Regions from separate parts of the Homo sapiens genome. Here all the other regions are linked to region 4. Evidence: read pairs that join two places in POLR2A ChIA-PET (ENCODE). Cell type or tissue: CD4-positive, alpha-beta T cell. All regions are shown on one strand.

Region 1 (2,500 bases), 380 kb after region 4:
GCAGGTCGTAGACTCCTCATTTGAGAGATACCCTCCCTATACCTCGAGGAAAGGAGCAGAAGACACAGAAATGCCGTGAAGAATCTGAACAAACAAGCCTTGCTAAGTTCCCTCCGGCTTATTGCCATTAGATCACAGCCCCTTGTCCAATCATACTTTCACAGCACTGTACTCTCTTCATCAAACCTAAGAATGAAAACACACAGGTTTCCCTGTTCCTCTGGGACATTGCCAAAGGCTCCTATGTCAGGTAAAACTTTTTTAAAAAATTTGTTTGGAGACAGGTCTTGCTCTGCCACCCAGGCTTGGAGTGCAGTGGCACAAACACAGTTCACTGCAGCCTTGACCTCCCGACTCCTGGGCTCAAACCATCCTCCTGCCTCAGCCTCGCATATAGCTTGGACCACAGGCACGCACCACCAGGGCTGGCTATATTTTATTTTTTGTAGAGGTGGAGTCTCCCTGTGATGCCCAAGTTGGTCTTGAACTCCTGGGCTCAAGCGACCCTCCCACCTTGGCCTCTCAAAGTGCTGGGATTATAGGTGTCAGCTACTGCGCCTGGCCTAAATTTTAACTTAAATGAATTCATATGCTTTTCTCTTTTTAGTCTGTCTTTTGTTTTTGGGGCCTCAGCCACAAACCCCTGAGCAGCGACTGAGAAAACATATTTCATCCCTTACGACTCTGGCAAGTAGCAACCTTTTTCAGTTTACTTACTCTCAGTGCCCTTCCCGCTTTAGAATAAGGTCCATTGATTGAGTAAGATGCCTTCCCACCTTGTCCAGTGACTTGTGTACCTGGCGGTGGTTCTGGGCGTGTGCTCTACCAGCATCACCTGGGAACTTGCTAGAAATGCAAATGTATTGTGCTCCACTCCAGACCTAGTGAATCAGAAATCCGGGGGGGGGGGGGAGGTGGGGGTGGGGACTTAGACATCTTGTTTTAAGGAGGCCTGCAGGCGATTCTGGCGAACACTAAAGTTTAATAATCATAAATATAGGGTACACTTTAATAAAAATTTGCCGCAGCAAACGGGAAAATACCAATTTAGCTCTGTTTGCTGCAGCTTCGCAGCTTTACCAGGAGAGGGCGCCGACGGACCTGACTTTTGCCTTGCCTCGCAGTAGAGCCCAACTAGAGGGTAAACAGCAGCCACAGTAAGTTCTAGCTGTTGCAGAAATAAATTACAAATACATGTAGGAAAAAGGACTTCAAAAGGCTGCGGTATCAAAGTGGCAGTTAAAGAGAAGGCAACGCTCAGAGTTGCAGGTGGAGCAGCGGCGGCTGCATCAGCGTCTCAAATTGCGAAAACATTTTGGGCTGAAGTATTTCTTTGTAGCATTTCGTGGAGCCCCTTTCCTTTGATATACACTAGCCTTCCGACTTCCCTTTGTTCTTTTTTCACACGTCAGGTTTTATCGCTGACAAGCTCCAACGCGTCAAAGGCGTTAGATCTGAGGGCTGCAGCAGCCTTCGCGGTTCCGCATTGAGCTCCTTCCTGCAGCCCTCTGCGGAGGTCACGGCCACGTGTGGGCAGGGAAGGCCCCCTACCCACTTCCTCATTCGGACCCGTCACCTTTAGCCGGCGACCACCTTTTGATCTCTTGTGTTGCACTTGTGTCCCCCGTTTCTCCTCCAGCTTCCCTGGAGTCCCTCATTGTGGAGCTGTTCACGGCCCCAGTCCCTGCACAGCGGGGTTTTGCACGAAAGAGGCCGTGAGGGCCAGAACTTAGTACAGCCTTGAATACTGGGGCGGGGAATGGGGGTAAGAAAAACAAAACCTCCCCACTGGTCCTCTTCTCTCTCTCTAGCACTGCATATTCATCTTGACACCAAGTCACACCCCCATCAGGAAGTCTGGTTTTGGGGGTAGTGGGCACAGGACGATTTGGGGGATTTTTGCATTTGTTTGAGCTACAGGGAAAGAGAAATATTTAACTCCTGAAAAGAATCAGCATACCAGGTGCCTTATTATACTGTGTGTATGTGCTATTGAGCAGTCTAGAAACCTTTCTGCAGTCGTGTTCTGCAGATTTCATCCCAACAGAAAATTGCATCTTCCAAAAAATGTAGTTCAAAATAATAAGGCTTCATTCATTTTTAAATGACCAGAGCATTTCCTTCTCTCAGGGGAGGGGGGCAGGGAAGGGGATTGTGTGGAGATCTGTACTAGGAAACAAATGCCTATAGGTGTAGGAGAGACATGTTTTATAATTTTAAGAATATACAAGGGACATCTGTTCTCAGTTTACACTGGGATGCTCATATATTTATTCTAAACAAGAAATTCAAATGGAAAAGGCTTCACTGTGCAGGAGAGACAGGAAAAGGAAGAGTGAAATCGTTGAGAGCACGGGTTTTGGTTTTGTGGTGACAGATTCAAGGCAATGAACACACATGATGTTTTGCTCCTCAGGGCCAGGTTGTCTCCAGTGTGTAGTGTATACACATTTAAATGATGGTTTGTAACTGCAGAGTTGTTATCTTGACTTTAGAATAA
Region 2 (2,500 bases), 180 kb after region 4:
TTCTGAGCCAGCCTTTGACCCCCCAGACTATGCTTCAGTGTTGGTTCTTATGTCCCACACTGCTTTGAGGGGTCAGGCCTAAAGGTAGGGAGAGATGTATAAGGCAGTGCCATGATAAATATCAGCCTAATTTCACGAGAGAAATAAAAGAGTCACGGGAGAGAGTCCAGAGTACCACCCTGACAATTTTATCTGAAAACATCTCTTTGTTTTAATGCCGCTTTTCATAGCCTAGTATACACATACCACATGAGTCCACACATGCATGCCTTCTTCCTTTCATTTATTTCTTTTGGCCTTTATTGAGCTCTTTCTGATCACCAATCACTATGCTAGGCTCTAGAATAAAATATTTCAGAATAAAGAAGTTTCCCCTGCTCTTCCAATTGCTTATAATCTGGGAAGGAAAGATAGTTCCATGAGTGATAATTACAGGATAATAAAATAAATATGTCAATTGAACACTGGCCCAATAGTAACAAAGCAAAGGGAAATGCAGTCATAAAGGTAACACCGAGTGCCTGACAAACCAAGAATATTAAATACTTCATCCGAGGCTCTCCGTAACCCGCCCTATCCTATCTTTTCCAACCTTATTTCTTTATACTGTTACATACTCTAAACTCCAACCAAAGGTAAGACTACCATAGAAGATGCCCATTATGAAATTTAGACAGTTTATTTTGGGGATACATTTTCTTATAGTTCCATGAATACCAAAAGGGCTATGGCAACAGCTTGTAATTTCTATAGTCTTGTAATTCAACATGGCAAAGTAAGGTTGATCTATTTTGGGAAGGTATTTTGATAGGGTAACTTTGTGTTAAATATAGTCAGCCTTCTGCTAGCATTATGTATAATGACAAATAATCTAAATGTAGTTTCACAGATAATCTAAAGTCACGTGCAGGTTTACAATGTATTTTCTGCCTTCCTGCTCTGCCATCTCTCCTAGGAAGGATATCCCATAGTTTTGCCCTTTTTAGGCTAATGTTAACAATCACAATTTAATGTTAACAAACATTTTCTAACCACATGCCACTGTTGATATGTTTCTGATGGATAATGAGGAAGGAAACTGTTTAACAACTAAACATTGTCTTGCATTATCCCTAAATGCATAATCAGATATATGTTAAAATGACACATTTTTCTCTTGTGTGTGTGTGTGCAAACAACTTGCATAAAAATAGTCTAACTTCTGTACCAAAGAGGTGTACAATACATGTAACTATAGTGTTCACTTGTAGTATGTTAGAACCCACCTTTGGGTGGAGTTACACTACTGCCAACGGATTTAGTTGTTGTGGTTTATTCTAACACTTTCGGTCACTTTGAACAATCAAGGGTGTTTGATCCAACGTTAGAAGACTGCATTTCATGAGAACCAAGACAACATCTACTACAGCTGTCTGGGCCAGCAGCGTGCGTCACACCACAGACAGCCTGCCCAGCCACTTCTTTCCGGTTCCTGTTTTTGTCTGAAAATGGCAAAGTTGGGAATTAAAAATTAGTTGTAAGAGCCCCCAAATGTAATTCTTTGTAATCAAATGTAACTGTTGGCAAAAGCACATTTGTTTTTGAAATCAAATATAAATGTGCATACAGTATTGATTCCTTTTTAAAATAAATTTAAATATATCTGATGAAGCAGCACAGTTACACCCTTTTCCTTCTGCATTTTTAATCTTTATCAGAACACTAGCTCTCCAGACTTAGATTACAAGTGTGCTCTGTTTCCCTTTGCCTCAAACTCTTTCCTTGGTAACTAACTGCACTGCTGCTTCTGTGGCCTCATTTTAATTTCATGCTTCAGCAAATGCAATCTGGCCCTGCTCTCAACAAACTGCTTAATCAAAGCTTGCCCATCTCCCAACCTCATTGGCCACTTTCAGGTAATCATTTTATCAGTCTTTTTTAAAGTCTTCAACACCAACTATCTATGCACTCTTCTCTTTACTGTTGTTAACTCGCAAATATCTTTCAGTCCTCTTTTCCACTCTAACTCTTAGATTTGTGCTGAATGTCTTTGGACCTTTTCTTTCCTCTCTCACTTATTTTCTTCCACAGCTTTTTTTTTTAAATGCTAAAATGAACTTAAAAACACAAAAGTAATGAATGTCTGTTGTAACAATACAAAGAGTACAGTGAACTATCCAGTAACAAATTAGCTGTCTTTCCTTCTTCCCATATGTATACACACATACATTTATATATTTGTATTTACATATATGTATATCATATATTCATACATATATGTATTTACCAATGACTTTCTTCACAGAATTGGAAAAAAACTACTTTAAAGTTCATATGGAACCAAAAAAGAGCTCACATTGCCAAGACAATCCTAAGCAAAAAGAACAAAGCTGGAGGCTTCATGCTACCTGACTTCAAACTATACTAAAAGGCTAGAGTAACCAAAACAGCATGGTACTGGTACCAAAGCAGAGCTATAGACCAATGGAACAGAACAGAGGCCTCAGAAATAACACCACAC
Region 3 (2,500 bases), 360 kb after region 4:
CTGCAGCAAGCTGCGATTGTGTCACTGCATTCCAGCCTGGGTGACAGAGTAAGACCCTGTCTCAAAAAAATAAATTAATAAATTAATAATAATAATAAAAAAAGAAATCCTATCTATAGGAACGATGGGGATGCCAATGATCAATATCTAGTGCTACGTTATTTTCAGCAACAAGAAAGTGGATCAAATTACAGCTTGATTAATATTTCATTACATCTATATTTCTGTTCAGAACCCAGCATGCAATTCTTGTCGACTCTGTGAGGACAGTTCCAAAATGACTTAGGGAAAAATAAATGGAGGGCCGAGCATGGTGGCTCATGCCTGTAATCCCAGCACTTTGGGAGGCCGAGGTAGGTGGATGATCTGAGGTCAGGAGTTTGAGACCAGCCTGGCCAAGATGGCGAAACCCTGTCTCTACTAAAAGTACAAAAATTAGCTGGGGGTGGTGGCGGGCTCCTATAATCCCAGCTACTCAGGAGGCTGAGGCAGGAGAATTGCTTGAACCCAGGAGGCGAAGGTTGCAGTGAGCCGAGGTTGCGCTACTGCTCTCCAGCCTGGGGGACAGGAGATTCCATCTGAAAAAAAAAAAAAAAAGCATGCACATGCACCTGTAGTCGCAGCTACACAGGAGGCTGAGGGAGGAGAATCTCTAGAAACCTGGGGGCAGAGGTTGCAGTGAGCCGAGATCATGCCACTGCACTCCAGCCTGGGTGACAGAGTGAGACTCTGTCTCCAAAATAAATAAATAAATAAATGGAGGTGGAAAAGCCCAAGAGAGTTGACCAGACCAGCTAGACTGCAATGCACAGTCACTGTGTATTTCAGACAAAGATATTCTAGCAGGGATCCCAATCTCAAATGCCTTCCAGGGCCATACACATGTGTGGGGCATGGAATAAGATATTGAAGAATGATGGGAGTTCTGGCAAATTAGAGAGGGCTTGCCAAAAAGCATTACAGATTAAAACAAAACAACAAAACCAAATACTACCCTAGACAAACACATTGCTGACCAGATTCTGCCCAAAGGCTGTTGATTTGAGCCTACTTGTGACATAAACTAAAACATTCTTAGCTGTTACAATGGTAGCACAACTTATCAAACGAATGAATTATTTGGAGCTTTGTACTAAGGCTGTGTATTCAGATGTGTAGTCAGTTGTGTGATATTAATTCATTGTTACACTTTCTAAGGGTTCTAGGTCAGCAGCAGTATTGTTGTTAGGACATTACTGCCACCTAGTGGTCATTAGGGCTGTGCCAGCACCAAAGAAATCTGTGTATGGAGCTTTCATCTTCCAAATGTTTGTCTTGTGACGCATGCCACAAAACACTCAGATAAGCTACATAAACCTTTTTATACTGCAGTGGTAAACAGCTCACAAGTGGTGAGGACTGTTGCTGTTGTATAATTAATGTTGTGACTGGGCGGCTTGTGTTTACTTAGTTGGTGTCTGGTCCGTACATTTTTTTCTGCCGCTGTTGTTGTGTTTGTACTAATGCTATCTCTTTGGCATAGGTATAGAAGTTCATCAAGTATCTGAGAGGCTGTGTTGAAAGGATTAAATGTTTGAGGGGGCAAAGAAAAAAAAACACTGGAGAAATAATCAGATTTTGATGTATATGTTAGCTGTGTGACTTTGAACAAGTCACTGGGTCTCTCTCTCTATCAGTTCTGGCTGCTCAAAAATGTGCGGTTGGACCAGATGTGGTGGCTTACCCCTATAATCCCAGCACTTTGGGAGGCCAAGGAGGGAGGATTGCTTGAGGCCAGGAGTTCGAGACCAGGCTTGGCAACATAGTGAGACCTGTCATTACAAAAAATAAGAAAACAAAAATGTGGGAGTGAAATGGTTTAGCAGTTCTCCACCAAACCCCATGTGGGGGAGGCGTCGTCTGAGGAACATCATGGGTTTAGAAATCTTCATGGATCTTTGTCTGGGTGTGAGGGCTTGGGATGAGGGGAAGAGGTTGAAAAGGAAGGTCCAGACTGTTTTAACCAGAACAGGCCCCACTATAAAAAGTTAATTCAAAAAATTTTATTTTTGAATAGGTAATCCATGTAAGTGATTCAAAATTCAAGAGGTAGAAAAGAGCACATAGCAAAAAGTCTCCTCACTAATCTGCCCCACATTAGAGTAAACCAATGTCACAATCTATTATCTATATTTTTGGAGATATTCCCCCATATTGCCCCACCTCTTTCTTTTATTAACACAAATAATAACATCATACACAGTTCTATAATGCTTCTTTTTATCTATTTATATATTGCAGTTTCATATAACATTTCACTTATTCTTCAGTATGCTCAGACATAGATATATAAAATTTGACTAGATGCTCTAGAAATCTCTTTTGTAAGGGCATTGACCCTTTTTTACTTTTACTCTTTTAAATGTTTTTAGAGACAGGGTCTCACTTTGTCACCCAGGCTGTAGTGCAGTGGTGTGATCATAGCTCACTGCAGCCTTGACCTCCTGGGCTCAAGAGATCC
Region 4 (2,500 bases):
GCAGGCACACATATCTAAACTATATTAACATTCTTATTGTGAAAATTTTAAACATTACTGAAATGTATAACTTACCTATTAAAAGGTTCTCATAAGCCCACCCTTTGAAGGTAACAGAAAAGTTTCATGTATCTTAAAATTCAACAAATGTTTTAGTACCCACTCTGTGCCAGGCAAATAGCCTACCCTCATGGAGCTTACATTTTAATAGGGAGACAGTCAATAAAGCAAACGAACATGCAAATAGATAATGGACTGTCAGTTGGTGACAAATGCCATAGAGTAGGCTAAGATGCTATTTTAGAAGGGCTTGGAAAGTCTTCTGCATAGGGTAATATTGGAGCAGAGACTAAATGGTGGAGGAGAGGAATATGGGACTGTTCAGAGGAAGAATATCCCTGGTGAGGGAACTTCAAGTATAAACACACTGAGGCAGGAGCATGCCAGATACAAGGATGACAAGAAGGGCAGTGTAACTGGAGCGCAATGAGCAGGGCAGAGAGTGGTAGATACATGTTTATATATCTGCATCTCTAGAGTTCAGGGAGCAGGTTGGGGTGGAAGATAGAAATTTGGGTGTCATCAGATTATATATGTTGTTTAAAGCCATATTTAATAGACAGTTTATTCTGAGACCGAGTATTGATAGAGGAGGGGAGGCCTGAGAACTGAGCCCTGGGGTTGGTCAGGAGGCAGGTGCAACCAAGAAGAGTAAAGTGGAATGACCAGCGAGGTGGGAAGAAAGATACAACCATATGTTGTTTTAGAAGCCTTGTAAAGAAACCTGTTAAACAGGAAGGACTAATCAACTCTGCTAAATGCTGCTGGGACTAAGAAGAGTGATGAGAATGAAAGCCTGATCAGACAGAGTAGCTTCGAGAGAGAATGGGAGGGGAGGAAATGGAGATAGCAACTAAGTCAACTCCTTTTCAAAGCCTTTTGCTGTAAAGGGGAGCAGTGTGATTGCCTGGCAGCACAGAGGGCCCACTTTGAGGTTTGTGGTCATGAATTTAAAGTGCAAACAACCAGAATAGTTGTGTTTTTCTTCAGTCTTGTTCAGCTACTTGGTAAGAGGTATGGAATAGACAGAGAGTTAGATTTAACAGGTTTGGGGTTTTGTCAGGTGAGTACTGACAGTGAGAAAGGGGCAAGGCAGGGATTAGAGTGGTGAGAAATTAAGATATAAAGGTAATTGATGCATGCTTTAAAAAAAAGTGTTAGGTTCAGTGGTCTAATCCACTTAGTGGCCTAAGATAGGGTCAATCTAATCCACTGAGCCTATCTTCCCTGTTTGGGAAGAAGTATTAAGAATGGAGGTATTAGGGGAATTGATCCAGAAATAGAAAGGGTTGTTCAGATTATGAGATGCTTGGAATTGAGATCTTAAGGCTTAAGGTGTGATTATAGGGGCAGAAGATAAGCTTAGCATATAGAGACCTGATGATGGGTGGATTGCCCACATGGATAATTTAAATCAAGAATAATGAAAAGAGTAGAGGTGGAAAGATAATAAGCCCATTACCAAATTTTTCAGTGACTGAAGGGGGGCAATCAGGAATTGTAACCCTGGTAATCAAGATGGGTAGAGGGTGTAATGATCTAATGGCACGGGCCTTAAGGAAACTGTGCTGTAGGGAAGAAGTAGTAGGAACTGTGATAAATAGTGGTAGTGACAAGCAAGAAGGACATCTGCCTCACCACAAGCCCCAACAGTACTGGAGTGTAGGAGAGAAAACGGCGCTTCTTAATAGTGCTCTAGGGAAGACAGTGCCCTCCATTGGTCAGTTTTCAGGTAGAGCATGAACATGCTATGTGGCTATTTAGAGAAGAGGCTGAGGATTTAATGAAATTGCATATTTAAAAGTAGTTTTTTTAATTATGGGAATAATTATGTTGACAAAGAAACTTGGTAAAATATAGAAAAAGATAAGGAAAAATTACCATAAGAGACCCATGTTAATATTTTTGTGGGTTTTCTTTTGGATTTTTTCTTTTATTCTGAGATTATTTTATTTTATTTTTCATAATATTTTTGTTTGTATTATGCATATGACATATTCTTTGTAAGAAAATTTTTAATAGTTTTCTGATTATAAAATATGATCATGGTAGAAAATTTTGAAAATAGTGGAAAGCATATGAAGTAAAGAAAAACTAGGATCACAACACGCAGAGGTCACATAACCACTGTTAGCAGTATTTCTTTACAATCATTTTTAGGCACATTTTTAAAAAAATTATTGAACTTCTACTATATGTAGATTATTAAGCTTGGTCAGCATCAGAGAGCATTCACAGGTTTCAGATGAAAGGTAATAGTATAGTCATTATTTTAAGTCAATATTAAGTTTTGGATGACTAAGTTGTCAGCAAAGGCTTAGATTCAATGGTAATAAATGACAACAAGGTACAGAGCAACACATAAGAAAAATTCTTGTAAAAGGTCTGTGTCTAAACTACGCATTTATCTTTACATGTATGAGGGAGAAACTATATATAG

Evidence for each region. Peaks named below come from ENCODE experiments on the same cell type or tissue, not always from the same donor. Only the 100,000 strongest peaks of a DNase experiment are listed, where the experiment ranks them.
Region 1: POLR2A ChIA-PET joins it to region 4 with 10 read pairs; 9 of 35 experiments call an interaction of 5 or more read pairs at or near these places.
Region 2: POLR2A ChIA-PET joins it to region 4 with 10 read pairs; 7 of 35 experiments call an interaction of 5 or more read pairs at or near these places.
Region 3: POLR2A ChIA-PET joins it to region 4 with 15 read pairs; 11 of 35 experiments call an interaction of 5 or more read pairs at or near these places.

The regions. Positions count from the first base shown.
Region 1 is chr1:101,308,332-101,310,831 of GRCh38, forward strand. It overlaps LOC102723784 (a long non-coding RNA gene), which reads right to left and starts at 824. Exons shown (of 6, transcript XR_947643.3): 1 at 718-824; 2 at 1-42. RefSeq lists a silencer at 962-1,256. In CD4-positive, alpha-beta T cell, a CTCF peak has its summit at 1,077 (motif pointing right); DNase peaks (open chromatin) are centred at 1,240 and 2,380; H3K4me3 peaks cover 2,035 bases; H3K27ac peaks cover 2,500 bases.
Region 2 is chr1:101,110,835-101,113,334 of GRCh38, forward strand. No RefSeq gene overlaps it. Among named protein-coding and RNA genes, the nearest start is that of DPH5-DT, 86 kb to the left of the region's middle. In CD4-positive, alpha-beta T cell, no CTCF peak of the experiment used is centred here; DNase peaks (open chromatin) are centred at 1,387 and 1,767; H3K27ac peaks cover 2,144 bases.
Region 3 is chr1:101,287,366-101,289,865 of GRCh38, forward strand. No RefSeq gene overlaps it. Among named protein-coding and RNA genes, the nearest start is that of LINC01307, 35 kb to the right of the region's middle. In CD4-positive, alpha-beta T cell, CTCF peaks have their summits at 1,270 (motif pointing left) and 1,470; a DNase peak (open chromatin) is centred at 1,246.
Region 4 is chr1:100,926,591-100,929,090 of GRCh38, forward strand. The region is part of intron 8 of SLC30A7 (solute carrier family 30 member 7); the gene reads left to right. Among named protein-coding and RNA genes, the nearest start is that of SLC30A7, 32 kb to the left of the region's middle. In CD4-positive, alpha-beta T cell, no CTCF peak of the experiment used is centred here; DNase peaks (open chromatin) are centred at 941 and 1,751; H3K4me3 peaks cover 1,300 bases; H3K27ac peaks cover 2,500 bases.